2 separate regions of the Homo sapiens genome follow, and region 1 is linked to region 2. Evidence: chromatin loops called from intact Hi-C (ENCODE). Cell type or tissue: Calu3. All regions are shown on one strand. Region 1 holds the start of PHKA1-AS1 (PHKA1 antisense RNA 1). Region 2 overlaps PHKA1 (phosphorylase kinase regulatory subunit alpha 1).

The links. A loop is a pair of places that touch in the nucleus more often than their neighbours do. Peaks named below come from ENCODE experiments on the same cell type or tissue, not always from the same donor. Only the 100,000 strongest peaks of a DNase experiment are listed, where the experiment ranks them.
Region 1: a loop joins it to region 2, with 10 times the contacts of the local background. A loop is called at or near these places in 3 of 110 quality-filtered maps.

The regions. Positions count from the first base shown.
Region 1 is chrX:72,682,007-72,690,006 of GRCh38, reverse strand. It overlaps PHKA1 (phosphorylase kinase regulatory subunit alpha 1), which reads left to right. Exons shown (of 32, transcript NM_002637.4): 5 at 5,427-5,509. PHKA1-AS1 (PHKA1 antisense RNA 1) reads right to left here and starts at 1,058. Exons shown (of 5, transcript NR_110391.1): 1 at 1,005-1,058. In Calu3, no CTCF peak of the experiment used is centred here; a DNase peak (open chromatin) is centred at 3,726.
Region 2 is chrX:72,615,876-72,623,875 of GRCh38, reverse strand. It overlaps PHKA1 (phosphorylase kinase regulatory subunit alpha 1), which reads left to right. Exons shown (of 32, transcript NM_002637.4): 18 at 601-767; 19 at 2,975-3,151; 20 at 4,571-4,662; 21 at 5,027-5,166. Among named protein-coding and RNA genes, the nearest start is that of HDAC8, 47 kb to the right of the region's middle. In Calu3, no CTCF peak of the experiment used is centred here; a DNase peak (open chromatin) is centred at 3,165.

The DNA.
Region 1 (8,000 bases), 66 kb before region 2:
GTTCAGATAACCAATAAGTACATGAAAGGATAGTGAACATCATTAATTTTGAAAGAAATATAGGTCCAAACCACAATGAGATACCACTTCACACCCATCAGGATGACTGTAATCAAAAAGACAGATAATAAGTGTTGCTGAGGATGTGGAGAAATTGGAACCCTCATACACTGCTGGTGGAAATGTAAAATGGTGCGGCTGCCTTGGAAAAGAGTCTGGTAGTTCCTTAAAAGGCTTAAAAAAGAGATACCATATGATCTAGCAGTTTCACTCCTAAGTATATATATACCCAAGAGAAATGAAAACATATGTTCACTCAAAAGCTTATACATTAATGTTTATAGCAGCATTACTTATGATAGCCATAAATGAAAATAACCCAAATGTTTATCAACTGATAATTGGATAAATAAAATATGATACATCTGCACAATGGAATTTTTAAATTTTTTTTCATGTTACTGCTACCTCTCAAGATGGAATATTTTGGGCAATAAAAAATGAATTACAGGTACATGCCACAACACTGACAAACCTTGAAAATATTATGCTAAGTGAAAGAACCCAGACATAAAAGGCCACATATTGTATGATTCCATTTATATGAATGTCAACTAAGGCAAATCATAGAGACAAGAAGTAGATTAGTGATTACTTAGGCTGGGGGGCAACTGTAGAAGGGAAGTGGGGAGTGACTGCTAAGGGGCACAAGGTTTCTTTTGGAGTGATGACAGTGTTCTAAAATTGATTGTGGTGATGGTCGCATAACTGTGCATACACTAAAAACCGTTGAATATATACTTCTTATGCATGCTTTTTACATATCTCAATAAGGTTGTTTCTAAAAATGAGAGAAAGAGGCTTAATGTTATACAGATGAGTGCAGAATATAAGTGCAATAGACCACTGATTTAGCTCCATTTCTGGAGCCCTGTATGCCTTAGTATTCTTTATATAGTCACCTTTGGTCTAATCCAGCCCTATCTCATTTTATGTGTACTCACCTCTGCATTCTTTGTTCGACAAGCAGTGTCTGGGCTCTACAGGAGGCACAGGATCCAGAGGTCCTCCATTTATGACCTTTCCTCAAGAGGCTGATCCCTTTCCTGTGGTTAACAGAGGTGTTTAAAATCACTTAATAAATTTTCAAACATCTACTGTTCAATGCTATTTAATACCGTTCAGAATACTACGTGAGATACTTTTAGTGGCTATGTGAGATAATTTTAGAAGATGCAGATATAAATAAGATGTAGTTCTTTCCTTAAAATTCAAGTACACATTTGTCTATAATACAGAGTAAAAAAATAAGTTCATAAAAGTAAGAAAAACAAAATTCTGTGAATCACAAAATAGGAGAATCAATGATAGCATCACAGAGGACATAGCATTTGAGCTGAGCCTTGAAAGAACAGTAGGATTTCAAGATCTGGAGAGAAGAAGGCCATTTAAATGGAGAATATAACAAGCAAAAGGACATAAATGGTAGAAATGTCTGGCATTTGTATGATATAGCTGTGATGCAAGTCTAACAGATGAATAATACCAGTTTCATACTTTTGCCTTCTCTGTCTCTGCTCAATCGCATTGTCACACAAAGATGACAAGATAAAGCTATGAAGCTGATGTCCCATGTCACTATCATCTCTTCTCTTTACCGGCGTCTTTCCAAGAAGTTAGTGTCATTACGATTGCAAGAAAAAACACACTTTGCCACTTTGCTTCTGCAGCTTCCCTGTGCTATGGATGCTATTTTGACAGAGCCATGGATCAGGAGGAGTTTGCAATCTGATAATACCAATCATATAGTTCTTTTTAATTATAAAGTTACACAGTTCCATGATTTAAAATATATGTTAATAGATCAAAGATTTAGATGTGGCCAGGCGCAGTGGCTCAAACCTGTAATCCCAGCACTTTGGGAGGCTTAGGCGGGCGGATCACAAGGTCAGGAGTTCAAGACCAGCCTGGCCAACATGGTGAAACCCCTTCTTTACTAAACATACAAAAAAATTAGCCGGGCATGGTGGTGGGTGCCTGTAATCCCAGCTACTCAGGAGGCTGAGACAGGAGAATCACATGAACCTAGGAGGCAGAGGTTGCAGTAAGCCAGGATCATGCCACAGCACTCCAGCCTGGGCAACAGAGCGAGACTCTGTCTCAAAAAAAAAAAAAAAGTTTCTGATAATAAAAAAATACTATAAACAAGTCCAAATTCCAACAAACTAGCAAAAATACTTGCAACACATATGATGTGCAACGGACTAATTTCCTTAATATTTGTTAAAATATCAATAATAGAGAAAGAAGTTTTTTTTAAAGTTTAATGCTGAGCAAATACACACACACAAACACACACACACAGTATGTTTGTGTGAACCACAGAAAAGGGGAAGCAATGACAGCATCACAGAGGAGATAGCATTTGAGCTGGAACTTGAAAGAACAGTGAGATTTCAAGATATGGGAAGGAAGGGAAGGCCATATGAATGGAGATTATGAGCAAAAGGACATAAGTGGTAGAAATATGTGGCATTTGTATGGTATGGCTGTGATACAAATCTAAGAGATGAATAAGGCCAGTTTCATACTTCTGCCTTCTCTCAGCCTCTGATTTCTATTGAATTGCCAGTCTTTCTGGCAATATATACTTACAATGCATACTTTTTATGTATCTCAATAAAGTTTTTAAAAATGACAGAGAATGAGGCTTAATATTATACAGATGGTGCATGTATATATATGTATATACCAAGACCATACATATGCCATTTTATATATATATACTAAGACCATACATATGCAAAGACTGGTATATGTATGTACCAGGAAGACCAGCAATTCAGTAAAAATCTGAAGGACATGACCAAACAGTTCATAGGAAAAGAAATATGAAACACAGATAGCTTATAAATATATCAAAAGATTTACAACCTTACTCATAATAAAAAACTGGAAATTAAACTACAAGGGGCTTCTATTTCTTATCCACTAAAGTGAGACAAAGATTAAAAATTTTTTTTAAAGCCTGTGTTTGCAAAGATGTAGGGAAACAGGCAGTCAGTGTTGGTATATAAACTGTAGAATTTCTTTGAAGAATAACTTGGAGATGATTATCAAAATTTAATATACATGATGAAGTATTTAGAGGGAAGTGTACGGATATCTGCAGCTTACTCTGAAATGTATCAAAAAGGAAGATGGATAGATATATGATGAACAAAGTATACTAAAATGTTAATGGTGGAGTTCAGATGGTGAGTATACAGGGGTCCTCTGTAAAATTGTTCCATATTTTTCTGTTTGTTTGAAAGTGTTCATAATAAAACATTGGAAAATAATATGCATACATCTTTGGGTCAGCAATTCCAAGAATCTGCCCTGATATACTGGCACATGTGCATAAAGATATATTTCCACAAATACTCATTGCAACATTGTAGTGAGGAAAGATTTGATACAACCGAAATGTCCTTCCGTAGGGAACTGGTTACATGAGTAACCGTTCAGTGAAATGTTCTGTAGCTATTAAAAAAATGAGACAGATGTATTTGAAATTATCTCCAAGTTACTTATATATGAAAAAGCAAAATGCAGTATAATATACAGTACTACCCTTTGTGTAATGTTTGTACATGCATAATATATCTCTGAAAGGATACAGAAGAAACTGGTAAAACAGGTTTCTCCAGAGAGATTTGGCAGTGGTGAAGGTGATGTGGTTCTGGGTAGGAGGAAGACTCACTGGTTATCCTTCGGCACAGTTTGATTTTTTTCATGAAAGAGTATTACTAAGTGCTGACTTACGAAGGGCGTGTTAGGTCTTAGAATTCTTTCTGAACTGGAATGGGTGTTCAGGATATTCACAGTGGAGTTCATTTGAAAGCTGACATTAAGAAACATTTGACAATCATTTTACATCATGCTTCTAAGAATGTGAGAGGACTTTTTCCATTCTCAAGTCCTTTTAAGGAAGTTTTTTTCATCTAGATCTAATTGCTCTAGATATGCCCACTGTTCAGCAAACTAGAATTTCTTGGCTTTTTCTGGCTAACACAACTACATAGCTGGCACATGTACTCATTTCCATTAAACCAACACATCTGTTTTTGTGACAAATGCGAACAAAAAATGTTTTGTTTAAATAGAATAGCCTCCACCAAGTAAATATGAGAAGCTTAAAAGTTTAGTCTCTATAGCTAACCTGATGTTCACTTTTTCCTCCTGTTTGTTATAGACCAGAAAGGAAAAATTAGCTTCCTGATTTTTAAATTCTGAAATGATTTCTTAGTTTAGAATCAAATAGTCCAAACCAAGTCTTTCATATGTAAACAGTAATATTTATTGTTATAAAAGAGGTATATTAAAAGTTAACTGCTTAGTAAATTTTAGGTGTATAAAAACTTTTAGTGCTCAGGATTAAGTAATTTTGTATAAAATTTTATGAAATATATCCTGCAGTTTTCTGATTTATTATGATTTTGCTTTTTAATATAACTTTAAATTACAAAAAATTACAAAAGTAGCACCTGTTTCTTGTAGAATACTGTAAAATTGCAAAAATGTCCAGAAAAGATAAAATAAAACTACCTTGAATCTCACCACCAAAGATAACTGCTATTAACTAACATCCTCCTGGTTATATATTTGTGTAGTTCTGTATGTTTGAGGGGGGAGATATAAAGAGAGGAGTTTTTAAGCAAAAATGGATCATATTATACATATTAGGAGGCAGTATAGCATCTTACCTCCTAATGAAACTGCATTCAGCATTCTCTGAAATGAAACTGAAATCAACAGTCAATTGAGTCCCGGTTCCACTATTTGTTAGTTACATGACCTTAGGAAAATTTTTAACTCCTTTAAGCCTCATGGAGAAAATAGAGGTGCTTACCTCTTAGGGTGGTTGTTGAAAAATTAAATGGATAATTCATGTAAAACATTCTGTGTGTAAGTTATAATATCTTTGTATGGCTTACATTTAGAATAATTATCATTTTTACTTAAAAATGCAATTTAAGTCCTTTTTAAAATCATAATTTTATCTATTTCTTGCTTAGTATTTAGACCCCTTCCAGCTCAGTTTTGAAATATTTGTCTTTTATTCCCCAAGTGCTTAGGTTTGTACATTTAAGCATATTATAAATTAGTTACCTATAGAATCAGATTTTACTTTTTGGTAAAATCTGTAAATAACAGTTAAAATTCTTCCATGTTGAAATATGCTTATATCTCGCTTAGTTGGAGACTAGCCTAGGACTTGTTTGTGGTCTTGTTTTTATAGTTTAAGATCAAAGTGCCTTCCATTGTTCCTAGGCAGGAGTAGGATTGCTTGGGATTAGTGAGATCAGTTAGTCACTATGGCTGCCTATAAAGCTTATAGTGATAATTGACCAGTTCTGTATCTTTATTCCCTCTTTCCTCAGGACTCCATATCATCCACAGCCTAGATGAAGTCAATTTCATACAGAACCTTGTGTTTTACATTGAAGCTGCATATAAAACTGCTGTAAGTACTGATTTTAGAATGGATTTTAGACATATGATGTTTTTGTTTTCTAAATACTGGGCAACTCAGTTGTTTTCTTAATGCTACTGCTCATAGTGAACCAACCTAAAAGGCTTCTGGCAGAAATTGTCTTTAGCCTCTTTCTTTATTAAGACCTGTCATCCTGTGTCTTCTCTTCAAGGGGGTTACAGAGACAAGAGGGTCAGGATGCTATACTTTCATTCCTTTCAAACTCTGTGATATCTCATGGTATGTATTTGGCAATCTGGGCTAAATTGTGGTCTTATTTTAATGATTTAAGTTCTTAAGAGCAAGATAGCTAGGTTGTATTGTGGGTCAGTTAGCTACTTAGAAATAAAATTTAGTCATGTTTGTAATATTATCTGTAGGTGTTGATTCAGTGCTTACAATGCAAATAAGTTATTTTTCCTTACAACTACCATATGAGGTAGGTTTCTGTTAAATCATAATATATTTAACATCTTCTCTGTATAAAATGTTAAGTTAGACACTATACAGGAATGCGATTTTTTTCTTCTTCAGTCTAACATAGACAACTTTTCTTTGTTGTTCATTGAAGCTTTATTCATAATCTCCAAAACTGGAAATAACCCAAATATCTATCAACAAGTAAATGGATAAACAAACTGTGGTATATCCATAAAATAGAATACTACTCATCAATAAAAAGGAATGAACTGTTGATTCATGCATCAGTGGGTGAATCTCAAAGGCATTATGCTTAGTGAAAGAAGTTAGACAAAAAATGTACAGACTGTATGATTCTACTCACATAAAATTCTAGAAATCTATAGTGACAGAAAGCAGATCCATGATTGCCTCAGGAGAGGAGCAGAGGGAGAGATAAATTACAGAAGAGTATGAGGAGACTTTTGGAAATTTTACAAATATTCATTATTATGATGATAGTTTCACGCATGAAAACATATCAAAATTAATCAAGTTGTACACTTTAAATATGTGCAGTTCTTTGTATATCATTTATACCTCCATAAAAATACAAAAGTTGTTATTATTTGTTGAATCTGTGTTTCCATTTCTGTTTCTGTTTTTGTCTGTTGCCCAGGCTGAAGTGCAGTGGCATGATCGAGGCTCACTGCAGCCTCAAACTCCCAGGCTCAGGTGATCCTCCCACCTCAGCCTCCTGAGTAGTTGTGACTAAAGGTATACGCCACCACATCCAGCTAATTTTTGTATTTTTTATAGAGACGAGGTTTCGCTATGTTGCCCAGGCAGGTCTCAAACTCCTTGACTCAAGCAATTCACCCTCCTAGGCCTCTCAAAGTGCTAGGATTACAGGCATGAGCCACCACACCTGGCCTGTTTTCCACTTCTTACTAACCACCCTCCTCCTTTGTGACCAACACATTATTTTTTATTTCTGTTAATTGGACAGTTATCTTTTAAGTATATTTAAATAAAAATTAGAAATTCATTTACCATTTCTGGTGTACTTCTTTTCTTCATGTAGATTCAGATTTCCAACTGGCATTATTTCCTTCTGCCTGAAAAACTTTCTTTTTTTTTTTTTTTTTTTTTTTTAATTTATTTTTTTATTGATAATTCTTGGGTGTTTCTCACAGAGGGGGATTTGGCAGGGTCATGGGACAATAGTGGAGGGAAGGTCAGCAGATAAACAAGTGAACAAAGGTCTCTGGTTTTCCTAGGCAGAGGACCCTGCGGCCTTCCGCAGTGTTTGTGTCCCTGATTACTTGAGATTAGGGATTGGTGATGACTCTTAACGAGCATGCTGCCTTCAAGCATCTGTTTAACAAAGCACATCTTGCACCGCCCTTAATCCATTTAACCCTGAGTGGACACAGCACATGTTTCAGAGAGCACAGGGTTGGGGGTAAGGTCACAGATCAACAGGATCCCAAGGCAGAGGAATTTTTCTTAGTGCAGAACAAAATGAAAAGTCTCCCATGTCTACTTCTCTCCACACAGACACGGCAACCATCCGATTTCTCAATCTTTTCCCCACCTTTCCCGCCTTTCTATTCCACAAAGCCGCCATTGTCATCCTGGCCCGTTCTCAATGAGCTGTTGGGCACACCTCCCAGACGGGGTGGTGGCCGGGCAGAGGCGCCCCTCACCTCCCGGACGGGGCGGCTGGCCGGGCAGGGGGCTGACCCCCCCACCTCCCTCCCGGACGGGGCGGCTGGCTGGGCAGGGGGGCTGACCCCCCCCACCTCCCTCCCGGACGGGGCGGCTGGCCGGGCGGGGGGCTGACCCCCCAACCTCCCTCCCGGACGGGGCGGCTGACCCCCCCACCTCCCTCCCGGACGGGGCGGCTGGCCGGGCAGAGGGGCTCCTCACTTCCCAGTAGGGGCGGCCGGGCAGAGGCGCCCCTCACCTCCCGGACGGGGCGGCTGGCCGGGCGGGGGGCCGACCCCCCCCACCTCCCTCCCGGACGGGGCGGCTGGCCGGGCGGGGGGCCGACCCCCCCACCTCCCTCCCGGACGGGGCG
Region 2 (8,000 bases):
AATATGCCATGATCCATTTCTGTTATTATTTCAATATTTTAATTATCCAAGGTGTGGCCATTGATAGCCCCTTCAAGTTGGCCTCTTTAGAAATTTGGTAATGCTGACTTTGCTTTTGGGTTTTGTAATTGTCTTCATAAGTAGGAGACGATATGGCTTACAGTCTACTATAATTTACAGAATTGTCAAGTACCATCCTTTATGTTCAAATGACCTTTGGGTATTTTTTTAATGAAGTGATGGGTTTGTGATGATTTATCTTCATTCTCTCCAGGCTTCTCCAGTAGCCAATGCAAATTTTTACCAGATGTTTGGCATAGTTAGCAACGTAATATATGGCAGTAGAAGAGAGCAAAACTGGTCTGCTGGTGGATTGTTAATCCATAATTGTAACCTTTATTAATACAGTCCCCTAACCATTTAAGATGTACACCATGCCTAGGAGTGCTGTAAAATTTTATTTTTATAAAATTTATATTAATGTATGCACATTAGTAATCCCCCAACAAAACATGTTAGGTGTCCTTTTATCACTAAGATTGTGTTGTTTAAAAAGGATCACCCCTGATTTTCTGTTTTCTATCCTCCTCTAATTTTTAGGGTTCAAACAGGTAAATTGTCAGAGTTTTTGACAACATCTTGTTGCACACACTTGAGCTTCATGGACCCTGGACCTGAGGGTAAGCTGTACAGTGAAGATTATGATGACAACTATGATTACCTGGAATCTGGCAACTGGATGAATGATTATGATTCAACCAGTCATGGTAAGGAGGCTTCATAAAGCACTGGCCTGGCTGGACAAAACTACAAAATATTGTTTAGCACCATCCTTAATAATTTATGCTGCCAGCAGTCTCACAGTGTTCTATCCTCACTCTAGATCTCTACTTTTGTTTGGCTTTACTTTTCCTCCCTCTACTTACCTTTGGTTTCTGGTCTAATATTCCTGCGGTAATTGTGGAGTATGGAGTTGGACAGTCCCTTACTAAGATTGGGGAAGATTCCTCTCCCAGGCATTTGAAGTGGCTGGTGATTTTGACATGGGAAGAAGCAGTGGTGAGTGAGAGATGATTAATCAAGTATGAAGTAGGAAAATAATACATATACAGTACTGCTTTTTGACATTAAAAAGCATAAAAATATGAAATTTAATTAGAGTCCTTTTCATATAATATTAGAGGAGCATATCGGAATCTCTGGGGAGGTCTGTGTAGTTTGAAAAAGCCTATTCAGTATGTCTGTTATTTTCATAGTACAAACTAGGCAAATACAACTAAGTCAAACTCTAATTGGCTTCTAGCAATACAAAGGTGATATAGTGAGAAAGCATTGCAGGGGCATGCATTGAAAGTGACTGAGCAACACTACCCTACAGTGTTAAAATACTGACTTAGGCAGAGCAGGCATTATGTTGCTTGAATTTCATACAGAGAAGGGCCAATAAGAAAGAATTATTTGTCTAGCCCTCTAAAATATGATTTGCCTGCTTTCATTGTCTGGGTATTTGACTGTTAGCCTGTATCTTAAGGCAGCCAATTTCTTTATCTTAAGAGTGGTATGTTGGAGAAAAGAAAAAAATAAATTTGCTGCCCTCAGTGAGGTCAGCCAGCACAATCTCATACAATAGGACAACACATTAGCAGTCAGAAGGACTATTTTCTTTTTTGGGCCCGACATTTACTCACTAAGCACCACTTCATTCATTCTGTGTTTGTTTTTGTAAGATCTAAAACAGTTGAATTTCTTTGTTGGAAAAGTACATTAAATACAAGGCTATTTACTGTTATCAGTAATAACAAAAGTCATGATGTCTTGGCATAAAATACTTTGAAAATTAAATGAGAAGATCATATATTGAGATTGTTTGCTCTTCTATGGGTAGTTGTGATTTTTATCTGTAGTACTCATTCCATTGGATTACTAAAATATATATTTCTAATGATACGTGTTACTGAATTTGACATTATGGCATTCTGAGTCACTTTCCTAGTTCCGGGTTTACTCATCAGTGTTCTCAAAATGAATGTATTTATTGCTTGCCAGCCCTTCTGTGGGTAAAGAGCTTCTCTCCATATTCTTCATAATCCTCCACTCAAGTCTCTAGATTGTATTCAAGGTTACAATCTTTGTCATTAGGATGTCACTGAATATGAGCTCCATTCTTACAGCTCTACTAGTTCGCATTAGTCACATCAGAGCACAGAAAGACATCTGGAGAGATCAGTAAATATCATCAAAAACCAGAAGACTCATGACTGATACAGCAGACTTTGGTATCGATCTGAATAGTGTGTTTTTCTAACTATAAACCTTGTGAATATTCATGTAAAGTCTGAAATATTAAGCTTCCACAGGATATATGTATGTTTTTCTTTCCATTACCCATACTCAGAGATAATGTTATAGAAGGTATATGGGAGAAGGGGAGCCCAAGAAGATAGGGACCATATCCATCCTCTTCACCACTGAAATGTCAGCACCTAGTACACTGCCTGGTACATAGCAGCCAACAAATATTTGCTGAGTAAACAAACGAGGTGACTAAGAAGATTTTTGCCCTTTCCTGGCCCTTCCTCACCAAAGTCCCCTCACATTAGTGTGACCTGAAGCTCCCTGTTCTGTTCCTCCTCCATCCCTGCCACCATTACTATCACATGCACACACACAAATACACAGATTGCTAAATGCTTGCTCCAATGTAAAACAAGCTCATACTGCTTTCAAGAACCCTGACCTTGTCTCAGCAAGTTGAAGAGGAGGTGGATCCTAGTAAATGGCCATGGTCACTGGATCTTAAAGTGATGAGGTTATATCATGATCACAAGCTTTTCCTCCATGAGCTAAAAACAACCTACTTCTGGTGCTGTGTTGTGAGCACAGGAGCCAATCATTCTCTTTGCTGGGGTAGATTGTAAAGTAACTAAAATATTTTCATTCTTTTCTCTTCCCCCTCCCCCCACTAACCTTGCAGCTCGCTGTGGTGATGAAGTTGCTCGTTATTTAGATCACCTTTTGGCGCACACTGCTCCCCATCCTAAACTAGCCCCTACCTCACAGAAGGGAGGGCTAGATCGGTTCCAAGCTGCTGTGCAAACAACCTGCGACTTAATGTCCTTGGTGACCAAGGCCAAGGAACTGCATGTACAGAGTGAGTAATGCCGTGACTCACCAGAGTCAGGCACAGGATGACGTGAAGCCCAGGATAGGGGCGGGCATTGATTACAATGTAAGCAGGAACTTTAGTTTTCTTCACTGCTTTATCCCCCGCATCTCAGACAGCACCTAGAACATATTAGACACTCAAATATTTGTAAAATGAGTGAATTGTGTATAGTTATGCTGCAGGTAGTGCTATGTAGTCTGGTTTAACTGGTAACATGGTAAGAAGAGGCAGAACAAGAGACATGGAGCATATTCAACTATAACATTAAAGTTTGAAATGGTAGAAAGGGTTTTTCCTTTGGGAAAATTACTTCTATGGAATTTTCTTGTTGTTCCAGCAATGTAGAGCTGTTTTGTCAAATATAATACTCATTCTTTACAACTTTGCCATTCTTCTCCCCATGGCCACTACCCTCCTTCAGTTGTATTCACAGTGGAGGGTGTCTTCTGCCACACATTGCCAGGAGTAGTCATAGTTCCTAAGAGTGTTCAATGTCTTTATAGTAGCTGGATATGAAAGGAGAGAAGGGCTCCTTGGCCACACCTAGAAGACCTGAATGTTAACATTTTACAGATGAGGAGAATGACTGAGATGCATGCTCTTGCTGTCTAAAACTTTATTGACCATTACTAACCAAATACATTAAACATGAACATTGGGAATCATTTAACATTTATAATAGGGAAAAGCTCAGCATACCCTCTGAGTATGCTTCCTCGAGAAAGGGCTTATATGAAGAGATGAAATTTATTGTTATACTTCTCAATTGTGAACCAGAAAACTTGGGCTTAATTCCCAGCTCTGCTACTTACTTGCTTGAACAGTTATTTGAGCTCTGTATCTCTCTTTCTGTATCTGTAAAGTGGTGAAAATTACAAATCTTTCCTTAGAAGTGATGGTAAGTATTTCAACAATGAACTGTAAGTAAAAAATCTTAGGAATATCTCAAAGTTGGTCAGCAACTACATTTTTCTTATTCCCTAGATAGGATCATCCATTCACTTATTCTTAGGGAAATTTAACCACTAGCAGCCAGATATTCACCTAGAAAAGTTCGGAAAATAGAAAATGCAACTGAGTTCTTTCTATTATATGTCGTATTCCATCAAAGTATCAGTGAACGCACCATCGTGGATTAATCACATTAGTAAATTTAATATCTTACATGTCCAGCTAGTGCTATAATTCTAGAAATTCAATTCAAAATATACTTATTAATTGCACATTATTTAAATTATCTTATATTCATATTTATTTTCTTTGATATTACCAAGAAAGGAGAAATTTGTCATTCTTGTTCTATGAAGAACTGACTCACATGTGACTTAATTGTTGAAGTCAACTGTGCATTTCTATTAGTCTCCTAATTACCTAATATTTCCCATAAATGTCATATTTTTGCAGATGTTCACATGTATCTTCCTACGAAGTTATTTCAGGCTTCCCGGCCTTCATTCAACTTACTTGATTCACCTCATCCCCGACAGGAGAACCAGGTAAATTTGTGCAGGAGGTATTTCTATTAGCTTTTTGAAAAACTGCCATCTTTATGGGAAATAATAGGACTAGTCATTATGGTTCTTGTTACTAACTAGTGGTACGCAAAATGCTATTCTGGTGAAGATACATGTTCTTTTCAGTTCACTTTTACATTGGGCAAGTTTGTCTGGTCAGACTTTGGGAAAACTAGATTGCTGTATTATACATCTGGAAGGTTTCATTACTTTTGCTTTGCCTTTCATTAGTATTTAAAGAATTCCTTGGAAAAGGTTTAGAGGTGAAAATATGACTCATTCTAGGACATTATTTAAGTTGAGCACTTGTGAACTTAATTTCTTGTCATCATTTCTCAAACTAAAGGTTCCCTCTGTTCGTGTAGAAATACATCTTCCTAGAGACCAGTCTGGGGAGGTGGACTTTAAAGCACTGGTTTTACAGTTGAAGGAGACCTCAAGCTTACAGGAACAAGCTGATATCCTCTATATGCTGTATACTATGAAGTAAGTGGTGGATATTATCAATCTAGTTTAATGTTCATAATCAGAGGAATTATAGCATAATAAATAGAGCACAGCTTTTGGAGTTTCGCTGATCTGGAATTGAATATAGTTTAACAACCTATCCATCATGTGACTTCAAACCCTCAGTTGTCCTCATTTATAGAATTTGGATTATATATACCTCATAGAGTTATTGTAAAGATTAAGATATAATATCCATGAAGTCTCTAATACAATGCCTGGCACATGGTGGGTGATCAATAACTGATAAATATTACTGTCATTAGGTTATTTTTAAGCCTCCATTATTTGGTCAAATGTACAGATAAGTTTTTAACTCAAGAAAAGTAAGAATATAGAGGTTTATAGGAGAAAGAAACTAACATTTTTGTTTGCTATGTGTCAGGCATCCTGCTAGGTACTTTGTATTAGTACAAACTCAATATGTCCAAATTGAACTCCTCTCTCCTAAACCCCACAAGCTTACACAAAAATAATCTGTTCTCCCTCCTTTTCCATGTTGTAGTCACCATGAAGAGGCAGGATGGACTTTCTTCCCCTAAATTTGGTTTGGATGTTGAGATAGATGGTGACATACACATACCAAGAAGGTGTGGAATATTTATTACTCACATAATAAGGCTTTCTAGGAAGAGCAAAGAAGGTTCCCAGCTTGCTCCCAAAAAGGCTTGAGAGCCCAGGGAAAGGAGACTAAATTGGGGGTTTTATAATCATTACAGGATGAGCATTCTCACTGGCTTCTAGTTTTCTTTTTTTGTTGTGTCCTTGTTTGGTTTTGGTATCAGGGTAATGCTGGCCTCATAAAATGAGTTCGGAAGAACTCTCCCCTTTTCCTTTTTTTTTTTTATTTTTTTTATTTTTTGGAATAGTTTGAAAAGAATTAGTATTAGTTCTCTAAATATTTGGTACAATTCAGCAGTGAAACCATCTGGTCCTGGGCTTCCCTTTGATGGGAGACTTTTTATTACTGATTCAATCTCCTTTGTTATTGATCTATTCAGATTTTCTGTTTCTTCATACTTCAATCTTGGTAGATTGTATGTGTTCACAAATTTATCCGTTTCTTCTAGGGTTTCCTACTTGTTGGCATATAATTGTTCATAACAGTTTCTAACAATTCTTTTAATTTCTGTGGTATCAGTTATATCTCATCTTCTTTTTTTGATTTTGAAGTGAGGTCTCGCTCTGTTGCCCAGGCTGGAGTGCAGTGGCATCATCATGGCTCACTGCAGCCTTCACTGCCCAGTCTCAAGTGATCCTCCCACCTCAGCCTCCTGAGTAGCTGGTACCACAGGTGCGTGCCACCATGTCCGGCTAAATGTTTTTTTAATTATTTATAGAAATGAGGTCTTACTATGTTACCCAGGCTATATATCTCCTTTTCATCTCTCATTTTATTTATTTGGGTATTCTTTCTTTTTTTCTTTGTCTAGCCAAATCTTTGTTGATTTTTGTTTATCTTTTCAAAAAAACCAACTTCTCATTTTGTTAATCATTTGTATTGCTTTTTTAGTCTCTGTTTTATTTATTTCCACTCTGATGTTTATTGTTTCTTCCTTTTACTAATTTTGGGTTTAGTTTGTTCTTGTTTTTCTAGTTACTTTAGGTGTAACATTATGTTGTTTATTTTAGACCTTTATACTTTTTGATATATGCATTCATTGCTATAAACATCTCTCTTAGAATAGCATTTTCTGTATCCCATATCTTTTGGTATGTTGCATTTCCTTTTCATTTGCCAAAAGAAATTTTTGTAATTTCCTTCTTAATTTGTTCAGTGACCCCTTGGTTGTTTAGGAGCATGTTTAATTTCCTTGTATTTGTAAAGTTTCTGTGGTTTCTCCTGTTATTGATTTCTAGTTTTATATCATTGTGATCAGAAAAGATACTTGATATGATTTTGATCTTCTTCAATTCATTAATACTTGTTTGTAGCCTAGTATATAATCTACCCTGCAGAATGTTCCATGTAAAGTTGAGAATAATGTGTATTCTGTAGCTTTTGGATGGAATGTTCTGTAAATATCAATTAGGTCCATTTGGTCTAGTGTGCAGTTTAAATCCAATGTTTGTTTGTTGATTTTCTGTCTATGTGATCTGTCCATTACTGAAAATGGGCTGTTGAAGGCCCGTACTATTATTGTATTGTAGTCTATCTCTTCCTTTAGGTATGTTAATATTTGCTTTATATACTTAGGTGCTCCAATGTTGGGTGCATATACATTTACAATAGTTGAATCCTCTTGCTTAACTGATCCCCCTTATCATTATATGGTGACCTTCTATATCACTTTTTAGTGTTTTACTTAAAGTCTATTTTTTTAAGACAGTCTTGCTCTGTCAGCCAGGCTGGAGTGTAGTGCCATGAACATGGCTCACTGTAGTCTCAAACTCCTGGGCTCAAGTGACCCTCCAACTTCAGTTTCCTGAGTAGCTGGGACCACAGGTGCATGCCACCATGGCCAGCTGATTTTTAATTTTTTTTTGCAGAGCTGGGGTCTGGCCATGTTGCCCAGGCTGGTCTCAAACTATTGGGCTCAAGCCATCCTTCTGCCTCAGCCTCCCAGAGTGCTGGGAGTTCCAGGTGTGAGCCACAGCACCTGGCCCTGAAAGTCTGTTTTATCCAAGTAGAGTTACGTCTGTTGTCTTTTGCTTTCCATTTGCATGGAATATCTTTTTTCCATCCGCTCACTTTTAGTCCATGTATGTCCTCACAGGTGGAGTGAATCTCTTTTAAGCAGCATATAGTTGGCTCTTGGCTTTTTTTATTCATTAAGCTACTCTGCTTTTTAATGGGATAATTTAATCAACTC